2 separate regions of the Mus musculus genome follow, and region 1 is linked to region 2. Evidence: chromatin loops called from intact Hi-C (ENCODE). Cell type or tissue: gastrocnemius. All regions are shown on one strand. Links, peaks and the distances in the headings refer to the core of each region. The heading gives the core; the rest is flanking DNA.

Region 1 (5,346 bases), core at 347-5,346, 340 kb after region 2:
CGGAGCATTTCATTCTGGGCCCGTGCTTACCACCACCCACATCACCAGCGGCCCTTAAAAACTGTCCGCTCTCCCAGTTTTGGCGACAAGTTCACTGGTGATACTTCTCTGGAAGACATCTAAAAATCTCTGCTGATATGGTAGGAAAGATCAGACTGGGTAATGGAACCCTTACCAGACATAGAACATCCAGACATTGCCTTTCCACACTGCAAGTCGACCCCTCTCCCCGCTGCATCTCCATGCCTGGTATTTCCTGCTGGTCAGTGTTGGAAAAGAACTCAGCCAGCAACCTGTGTCTGGCAAGTTTACAGCATGTTTTCTGTCTGTCACCATCAGCCTACTTCCTTAGGGGCTGGGCTGGGTTGGATCTAGCTTTCCTGTGCATTACTTTTGCAAAGAAAGTAGGCGTGGAAATAGCTGCTAGTGTCCTACAGAACAACTCATTCCAGTTTGGGAGTACAGTGAGAGTCCAATAAAAGAAAGACCAATTTACTCCCAAATCATAATTGTGGTTTTGTCCTTTGTGAAACAAACAGAAACATTTAAATACATTTTTTCCCTCATTGACATTCAAAGCTAAGATGCAGTTCAAGATAGACACATGGCACTCTGCAAGGTATATACTCGTGCCCATGGGTATCAGCAGACTCGTAGCTGCCCTGATCATGCATGATGCATGTGTGTGTAGCAGATGGCAGGGGCTGTGGGTATCTCTCAGAAAGTGTGAGGGTTTCTGTCAGAATAACCTGATACAAGGGGTTCTGGGAAGGGACAGCTTCCTCTTGCTTTGCACATGGAAAGTGAGGGACACACACACACACACACACACACACACACACACACACACAAACATACTATGAGCATGCAGCCCTATGTGAGTGAGAACACCTCTTTCAGGGAATCCAGGTTTAGGGTCCAGAGGCCAAGGAGGCTGTTTAAGTGAAGCCCACCATCCCAGAATAGCCACGCTCAGACTGCAGGTCTTAGGACTTCCCTCATTCCTGTTTGTTGAGTGACTAGTGGAGCTGGCTTCTCATCCCAGTTCAGACCCATGGTTGAAGCTTCAAGATTTAGCCATAGTTGCCATCTAAAACCTTCTCCAAGGTCTGATAATAACTGTTTAATTTTAAAAACAGGATACTTAATAAAGAGAATCTTGAGGGGGCTGGCTCCTGGGTTAAGTAGGAAGCATGCTTCATTGATGAGCAATGATTATCATGACTGACAGTTTCATTGATGAGCTACAATCAGTCATTGATGAGTTATATCAGCTTGATGGGCTCTGTTCAAGGCTGCAGAAGAGCTGTAATAAAATGTTACACAGCTATGATTGGGCTGATAAGCTATGCTTTTAGAAAATAGAAATCAGAGATGGGGGCAGGAGTGGTGGTGGTAACTGCGGGGACAGAAGCTTTCAGACTTGCCAGGCCAACCAGATTAAACATGTGATCCGAGTTGAGCTCCCGCTAAGTATCCTGACATAATCTGTGACCATCGTAACATATCTGTCTTAGGGCCAGTGTCTCAGTCTCAATCCAGTGACCCATGCCAGATCCTCAGTCTGTGCTTTTCAAATGGGTACATGAGCTGAGGAAACGGGTGGGGCTGGGTACACTAGAAAGGTGACCCTGGGGCACAGAGTTGTCAGAGGGTCCCAAGGACTCCTCTGAAGGTAGAACGGGGCAGCATGGGGCTTATACAACCAGTGTCCTATGTAACAAGGCTATGTGCAGTGTTCACATGTGTGCTTAGCCTGTCCAGCCCCTGTGTGCGTGGAGTGGGAGCCATCCTTGCCTCTTCCAAGGAAGCCCTTTAGATTTGCAAATTAAAAGCATCTGGTTTCCAAGTTGGCCCCATTCTCTTACCTATAAACAGGCTGAGCCATGAGTTCTCAGAATGTTCTAGAAGAGGAATGTGCTTGGGGCTGGGGTAGCCAAACATTAGCATGCAGACATTTCCATGGAGAGGCCAGAAAGTGCCAGGCACTGGCTGGCACCCGCCCTGGAAACGCAGGCCGACTCTGCCAGCTGGGCAGCGCTGGCCATCAGCGTGCAGGGCAGAGAAGGGGGCTCCCTGCCTACCCCCAGGTCCTCAGCTCAGAGACGTTCGTTGACTACAACCCAGGACACGCTATAGCTGACTGCCTAGCCTTGTATACCTGTGTGCCACCTGCACCTCCAGAGCTCTGTGTTTTCGCCTGTCCAATCTTCTGATCTCTCCCTGCTCAAGGCATAGATGTCAGAGTTGAACACTCACTTCTCACAGTACAACCAAACAGGAAGGTAGCTTCCCGGAAACCAGGGAAGGGCTCTTGTAGCCCTGGCCCTTGAGATCTTGGCCTGAAAACATTTGCTTCATGAGCTAATTGCCCAGATCCTAGGACAAGTAGTCGCTCAGCCACTGGGCTGAATATTATTTTCATGGCTGCTCTGTGACCCTTGGTGACCCTGGAACTGCTTGCTCCTTTCAGAGAGTCATGTTTTATCACCTGAGGCACGGAATCTCAAGAGCAGGCCTCAGGCTTGGGTAGTACCTAGCATGTAGTTGATCAGCTACACTGAGAGACCCACTCCTGGGGTCCATCTGAAAAAGAATCCAGGTTTCTTAAAGACTCGGGTGAGAACTGCAGTCAAGTCCCTCTCTGCTCACTCTCTTTGTCCCCGAGTCACCATCCTTCAGTGACCATGGCCTGAGCTTTAGAAGGTCCCCTTATGACAGCCTCAGCAGAGGAGAAACACGTGCTTATAAGCAGGTGGGTTAGGTTCTGTTCCTCTCTGCACAGGTGGCCTCGTCCTAGTCACTGTCCCTCCCTCTCAGAACTCACTGCCCATTGGAGGTCTTCTCCAAAGTCAGGCTGTGGTAAAGGTTGAGACAGGAGAGAAAGCAGGAGTAAACCTGCCTGCCTTTCTCACCATCTCCTCCAGAGGCCTCCACACAGGCACAGCAAGGCCTGACAGTGGAGGGAGCAACTCAGATTTGCTGAGGGGAGAGAGACACTCGGCGATAGCATTGAGGGCTGAGTCTAAGGGAGACAGGTGTCCCTAGGACCTGGCCAGTGGTTACTGCCTGGAATATTCACCAGTGTCTGGTGGCACCTGGAGAGGGCTAAGGAGCCAGTCAGTTTCCTTCACTAGGCCTGTTCCTGGCCAGGGCCTATGGCCCACCTTGCTTTGAAGCTGGGGTACAGGCGCCCTCTATTGCCCAAGCTGGGACAACTTCTCAAACCAAGATGAAATGCCACAGTTCTCCTAGAGGTGATCTGCCTTTGGGAACCTTTAAAATAAAGACTGATAATGTTTTAGTTCCTCCCTGACTCCTTGTGTAAGCAAGCCACTTGTGTGGTCACGGAGACATGAGCACTTTCAGAGTGTCTGTGTGGTAAGGAGACAACCTGGTATTCACCTGATAGGCCAATGTTCACCAGGGAAAAACGTGGCTAGCATGCTAGATACCTGCTAGAAAAGACAGGGCCAGGCTGAACTGCTCTAGAGGCCTCTACTTAGCAATGCTATTTAAACCTTCCAGGGGGGCTGGGGACTCCTCTAAGCTCCTCTTTTGGGATATAACAGCAGGGTCCTTCCCTGAACCCAAGGGTAGCCATACAGGGAAGGGGACAGCTGTGTAGCACCAAGGGGACCAGGGGCTTCAGAGATATAGCAAACAGCCGTGTGCCGGTCAGTTTCCACTGTGCTCCCACCCAAAAGCCACAGCATGTTACTAGACCCTTGGAGGGAGGGAGGGAGGGCAGGCCAGAACCCCCAGACTTGGGACCTGCAAATAGCTGCTCAGCACCCCTAAAAGAAGGTTTACACCTGATGCTGGGGTGCACTGGGAGTGCTTTGTATCCAAGATGGCATCTCTGCCTCAGTGGGCACGTGGTGTCTCATTGTCAGAGCCCAGAAGTACAGCCGGCCAGGATAGAGAGGTTGGGGGTGCTAGCAGAGCTTGGGCAGCAGAAAATGGCTCCTCTCCAGGGTTAATATTAACTTACATCTTTAAAAGCCTAAAATGTCAGTGTCCTGCCTGGGACCAAACATGGACACACACACACACACACACACACACACACACACACACACACAAACACAGAGTGCGAGAGAGCATGCCAGCCCCCGGCAGTTTATCCCTGACTCACTGCAGCACAGCCATGCCCTGGGGCTCCAGTCTGGAGTTTCTGACCCAGCAAGCAGGTGCCTATACTATCTTACTACTTACTTCTCACCCAGAAGACAAATGCTCGACTGGTGCTGGGCCCTGAGGGCACTGTAGGAAGTGTGGCTGGCCTGGGAAGGCTTCTCGCAGCACAAAGGTCCTGAGAGGCAAGAGTTCTGAAACCTCTCGGAGGCCTTCCATCAGCTGGACTTCACGGGACTGACAGGTGGGGCAGGCTGGGGCTGGGCAAGTGCAGAGCCTGCGAACTACCCTGGCACTACCCATGTCAACAAACCTGTGGGGATCCCAGACCAAACTCCGGGAAGGCAGTTGGGGGAAGGAGACACTTTCCGTTTCTGAGAAGGTCCAAAGGTAGGAGACCTGTTCTGCCTTCGTGGTTCTGTCTCGGTGTCCAGAACCTCGTTTTAAAATTGTGTGGTTCCCTGAAACCTCTTGGCACATCAGGTAGAGGCCAGAAGCTGAGAAAATAGTACTTCACACACCCCAAACTGTGGGTTTATGACAGACCTGGAAACATTTCAGAGGAATGTGTGAATGATGTCACCAAATACAATTTTATGAGTCCTGAGGACAGAAGCCACTGTGGTCCTATGGGGCACCTCACCCAGCCTCCCAGAGTGCTTGTGGAGGACCTGTGATGGCCCTGGGGCATTGTCCCAGCTGTGTTTCCCTGCCCCTTGTGTCCTTTGGGAATGTGCACCGCAGAGAAAGTTCCTCGCTCTCCCATGGAGGGGTTCCAGAGAGACCAACCCTAGAGAACTGCAGGCTTGATGTACTCTGTGGATGGATTGGCAACCTTATCCTCGCCCAGGGAGTGGTCCATAAATACTGGTAGCTGGGTCTCTTAAAAGGAAGACTTTCTTATAGGTCTCCCAAGAAAGCAAAAGGGGGGTGTAAAGCATAATATGTAGGGGTTTGCTGCCCAGAGTCAGAGGAAGATGGCAGACTGGGGTCTGGAGACACAGGGGACTATGGGATGGGGTGGGGTGGGGTCTAATCTACAGCAACTGAGGGAAGCTTCCAGCTCAGTGTACTGGGTATCATGTGTCACACTGGTCCCTTCCCTTGCAGTAACTGATGTGCTCCTGGCTTGAGATGAGCTTTGGGAGTGGTGTGAGGTGGGTGGTCCTTAGTTCTAAGCCCTCTGCTTTGAGGGCCAGGGCAGAGGGC
Region 2 (5,369 bases), core at 185-5,184:
TCTCAATTCTCATAGACCTCTCTGGTGGGACCACCTCTGTTCCTGCCCTCAGACTGACAGGTCTTATTAAGGCTCTCATGAGTCTTTGATAACATTGACTGGGTCGTCTCCCACCTGTGTGGAAGGGATGGCATCTGGCCATGCACAAACGCCCTGGGATCCAGAGTGAGAGGCTGTGTTTTCCCCTCATCCACTGTCCTGAGCATCAGTCAGGGGCACTGCTGGAGGCAGAGGAAGAAAGTCCTGGCACCTCCCCTGGGCACAATGGGAGGGGCTCCCAAGGGCTGAACTATGGGGAAGGCATGTGGTCACCATGGCCTCCCACACTTTCACAGTCCTGTCCTTTCATTTTTCTTTTCTTTTTGTTTGTTTTTCAAGACAGGGTTTCTCTGTGTAGTCCTGGCTGTCCTGGAACTCACTCTGTAGACCAGGCTGGCCTCAAACTCAGAAATCTGCCTGCCTTTGCCTCCCAAGTGCTGGGATTAAAGGCATGTGCCACTACTGCTCAGCGGTCCTGTCCTTTCTTGAGTTAGACCTTCGAAGGTGCTTGTGCCTAGGCAGAAAGCCACTCACTAGACGTTCACGCTCTGAACACACCCTGGACCCACACTGTCAGCCCAGCAGAGTGCTGTGGCTTCTATCTGGGAATGCTCCTAGTATTGGTCAGATACCATGGGCTCCTCTCTGGGCCCTGGGAAGTAGCTGAGTTCGTAGAAGGTACCAGTGGGATTTCTTGCAGATCAGCGTAGTGAGAGAGGGAGCCACAGCCCCTCCCTCCCCCAAGGCTTTGATAGTTAGCCCTCAGCCCAGGTATGTCCACCCTGGACTGGCTTTAGAGTATGGGTAAGGAGGTACAGCTGCTATCTGAAGATGAGTGGGATGAGGGAGGGATGGATGGGGACAGTGATAGGAAGAAATAAGTACAGACGTGGAGGTGCTGCTGATGGGGATGCTGATGGTGATGATGAAGGTGGAGGTGATGATGATAGCAGCCTTGAGGCCTTGCTCCAGAGTGGCACCTCCCCAGGGCTCTCCCCACAGTTCTTGTTGGGGTTAAGCATCCCAGGAAAGTTAGCTAACGCAGAGAGCTGAAAATGGCATAAATAGGCAATCAACCAGGGTGTCTGGCCATCCCACCCGCCCCGGTCCTGGTGACAGACAGGCTACCTGGTGCCATGTAGGACCGTCCTGACTCTGACAGCCACAGACATTCACAAGTATGAGCTTGGAGGGACTTGAGCCTTCTGTCACAGGCACTCTGGTCTGGAAGATGAGACTCAGCCCCATCTTCCACCCAGCGATGGAGCGGGATGCAAGTAGCGAGTGAACCTGTGGGACCGTGGCAGAGAGCTTTCTCACCATGTTCCACCGCGGTAACTCGGCACAGTGAGGGGCTTAGGAGGCCCTGTCAACCCTGCCCTGCAGCAGAGAAGTCTGATGCTGTTCATGGGGTTACCAGAGTCACCTAGGGCCCGGTCTCTGACCTTGGGGCCTCCAGGGCAGCATGCATACCCTGTCATCCAAGGCTGATGCTCAGGACCATGGAGGCCCACGGATTAGCTCTGAAGTCTGGCGCCCCATGGTGTCCTCACCCCTTCCTATGCCGGGAAGAGCCGGAGCCCTGTTTATTTAGACTTTTCCTAAAGCTGACAGCTTGAATCAGGCTAATTCACCTGAAGTATACCAACCGTCCTTATATTTATTTTAGGATACTCCACCGGTGTAACCTAACCCTGCCCTCCCCCGCCTTGTTTACACGGCTTAGGACCATGCATCTGTCTCCTATCCCTTGCAGCCCACTGCCCCACATTCCAAGGACAAGGGCAGGGAAGTTTGCACATGGGGTGGGGGTGGGGGTGGGGGCCAGCTGGTGTCGGACTGCACAAACTCCTTTAGTGTTGGCACAGGGGCCTGTGGCCTTCCGCACGGGAGGTGTGGGGCTTGTGCCTTGGGATGGTCTCAAGGTGAGCAGAGCTGGTGGCAGTGACTTGCACAGAGGGCCTTGCCTCTCCTGGGTGAGGATGGGGAGGAAGGACAGGCAGGCCCCAAAGGGATGCTGGAGCTTCATAAGGCCACGCTGTTGGTCACTGGGCATTCTGATGCTACAGGAAGGAAATGGCCACTCAGAGCAACCTGCTGACAGCAGCATCGGATGGAGCTGGATACTCGTCCAGCCCAGGCCACTCTAGAATGATGTTCCCAGGCGTGGGGGCTGAGCTGAGGGAGACCCAGAGCCTAGCAGAGGCTAGGCCTCTGTTCTGGTAGCTGAATCAGAAAGCCACAGAGGTGAGGACCCCTCCTTGAGGGGTTTTTTGCGGTTGTTATCAACAGAAAATAAAGAAGAAACAACTTCCAGGTCAGGAACATTGTTTGCTGACCTTGGTCAGTCATGGCTTGGGTACCAGTTGTCCATTAAAAGGCCATCATAGGCCACATAGGCTGTGTAGACACCAGTTTATAGATCAAAATTCTACATCTCTCTCTGAGGGCTGCGTATGCGAGGTTCTCTGGACCCTGAAAGGCAACTGCCGAGAACCCTCAAGCTTTGAGCTCACCTTCTGTCTGAGAAGTGGCCGTGACCAAGAGCAAAAGCAGAATGGACAGACATCTTTTAGAGAGCAGTTGAGGGGAAAGATGTCATAGCAAACGTGGTATGCGTGGGCCCTGGCCCTGGCAGAAGTGGCCCACGGGCAATCAGGAAGAGCTTCATGGAGAAGGTCACATTTGAAACCGAGCAAGAACTGTTTAGGACTAGCAGGCGTTCCCAGAAGAGGGATCTAAAGTAGACTGGCCTTGATTTGAAGTTGTAGCAGCCAGAGTATATTGCGAGGAGGAAGGCAGAGAGAAGTCAGGCCAACAGATATGGCAGATCCGGATCTCTGGGGCATGCTCCATCCAGACTCGGGACAAAGGCCCAGAAGCCCATGGTCCTTGGGAGGTGAGATGGTGGGTGGTTTAAAAAGAGCTCTCAAGTGGGTCTGAAGCACTCTTGGGGTGCTTTCTCTTACTCTGCTGCCAAAACCAGGAACCTCAGCCAGTGTAGCCATTCTGTTGCCACAGCTCTTCTTGCTGAGGGAGTGCCAGGTTCAGGCTGTCTCCAGCTCTCTGTGGCTCCTTTGCGGCTGCTCACAGGTCCTAGGAGATGGTGGGGACATTTGGGAGAAGGGCTTCAGACATGATCCTCTGTAACCATGGTAGGTTGGTGGCTTTATATGGCCCTACCTTCAGAGCAACTCTGAAGGGAACGATTGGTTATGTACGTGGGGAGGCGGGACTTCACCAAGGCTCTGCCTTTGGTAGAAGGAAGGACAGACTCCCCCAGGAACGGGGTCATTGAGAAGAGAGAGCAGGTTTGTCTAGGCCAGGATGAGCAAGACAGATCCAGGGGCAGTGGGAGGGGTGGGCTAGGCCCCCGATGGACTCTGGCCTGCCTCTCTGTGTAGCACTTGCTTTTCTATGCGCGTGCGCGCTCCCCTGGGCAGGGGCCACGCTGTACTGTGCCATACATCTCTGTCAAAACCCCTATGAATAAATTAACCTTTCTAAAGATTAGCACACTCTAATACCTCAGGGTTTTTAAACAGAACAAATGCTAAAAATATTTTGACAGAGCTCACAGAGTTTGCAGGCTGGCTCATCAACAAAGGCAGGGCCCAGTGTCCCTTAAAGGGCCAGTGGCCTACTGGCTGCACTTGTGAGCGCGGTTGCCACTTACAGAGGTTAGCTCCATCCCTGGACACTGAATGGAGACATAACCCTTTGAGAGGAATGGTGTCTGCCCTGTGGAGTAGGAGCCCGGAAGGGAACAAGGACATGGCCATGGCGGGGTCTCTATGGTGGCTCTGTTTCTCCATATGGATGTCCTTAGCCAGGCCACTGCAGTCCTTGCTAATAAAGCCCTTGACTCTCGGGGTTAGGTGCGGCTTGCAACACAGGTCTTCACCCCATGCCAGCTGCAGGAGACAACTCAGGCTAGTTCCAGGTTCAGGGTGTGGGCTTCTCTCTGGAAGGCAAAGAGAAGCCCGTGTCTCAGGCAGGATCTTCTTCACAAGGGCTGAGAGGAGGGAAACTGGAATTCAGCATCCACAGGGATGCTGTGAGTCTGGGCTGAGGGCATCTTGTGACCTGATCTGTAGGCCACGGTATCTCCAGGCACTGGGAGAGGGGCCTCGGGGGACACTCTGGGGAGCAGCTGGATGCAGGAGAGAAGCTAGCTTCCTGCCCTGAGCTGAAAGGGACCATTGAGGGCTGTGGAGGAGGTGACAGCATAGTCAGACCAGAAGGCACCAGGAGCAGAGGTAGCACAGCTGGTGGGGGCTACAAATGTTCCACGCGAAGCCTTGCTTCGGCATTCGGGGTCTGGAGGAGGTACTCAGACTCTTCCTTATACCAGATACTCTGCTCTATGAAGCTCCTCTTGGCTTACACTGGCCTCAGCATTCAGAGTCAGGCTGACACTGAGCATCTACCTAGGATGGAAGGAAGGCTAGGTATATGTGGGTTCTGGAACCTGGCTCCCTCCTCTGGCCCCAAACCTACCTACACTCCTGGGAGATGGGGTGACAGTGTGCAGGGGTCCTGTGTTCCTGGGGTACCTATGGTACCTCTTTCTACTGTTCAGTTGGGCTAAGGAGGGACCTGTCATTTGACCTGGTAACCAAAAACCTCTTTTCTCGGTAGCGGGCAGATGTCCTTCTAGCACACCTTAGACCCTGTCCCAGACCAGCGTAGGTAGCAGAACTTCAGAAGGTCAACGGTTTCACTGCTGCCTGCAGGAAAGCCCATGAAGCCAGACAAAATAGAGCCTAGCACCTGCCCTTGGGGGCCCCGGGTACAAATGACATCTACGGAATTGATGTTGTATAAGAAAACCAATGCTTAGGTCAGGGCCACCCTGCTGGCACTGTCAGGGCTGAGTTCAAATGCATGTGCCTAACCCTGGTCTGGCTTCCCCTCCTTGGGCTGGAGAGATAAACTCAAGACTACGAGTTTAGAGAACATTCTGATGGTGTCCGCTGGCTGAGCCCTGGTCCAGCCTTTCTGCCATGGATGGCTTTAGATGCAGCCTAGTGACTCAAGGCTGTGTCCCACCTGCCCGGGGGAAAGCCCAGCTCTGAAGCCTCTTTGGAACATTGCTCCTCCATTACATCTTTCTTGGTCTGTGTTTCCTTCTGGAACTACTTTCTACCTGTTGAACATTCTGAGGCACAAAGGGCTGCTAGAACATTCTAAGTGCTCATTGGGCTTGGGGTGGAGTCTGCCAAGAGCTTGTGGTGCTCTTATGGGAGACACCAACCGGCCTTCAGTTTGCCTCTGTGTGCCTCACATCTCATACGCTGCAGGTCCTCAGTGACACTGGGGACAAGATA

Evidence for each region. Peaks named below come from ENCODE experiments on the same cell type or tissue, not always from the same donor. Only the 100,000 strongest peaks of a DNase experiment are listed, where the experiment ranks them.
Region 1: it touches region 2 in a loop (4-fold over the local background); 3 of 42 quality-filtered maps call a loop at or near these places.

Annotation. Positions count from the first base shown.
Region 1 is chr4:154,447,264-154,452,609 of GRCm38, reverse strand. All of the region lies in intron 3 of Prdm16 (PR domain containing 16), which reads left to right. Among named protein-coding and RNA genes, the nearest start is that of Gm52688, 57 kb to the left of the region's middle. In gastrocnemius, for the core only: a CTCF peak has its summit at 3,183 (motif pointing left); DNase peaks (open chromatin) are centred at 2,012 and 3,159.
Region 2 is chr4:154,790,203-154,795,571 of GRCm38, reverse strand. No RefSeq gene overlaps it. Among named protein-coding and RNA genes, the nearest start is that of Ttc34, 45 kb to the left of the region's middle. In gastrocnemius, for the core only: no CTCF peak of the experiment used is centred there; no DNase peak of the experiment used is centred there.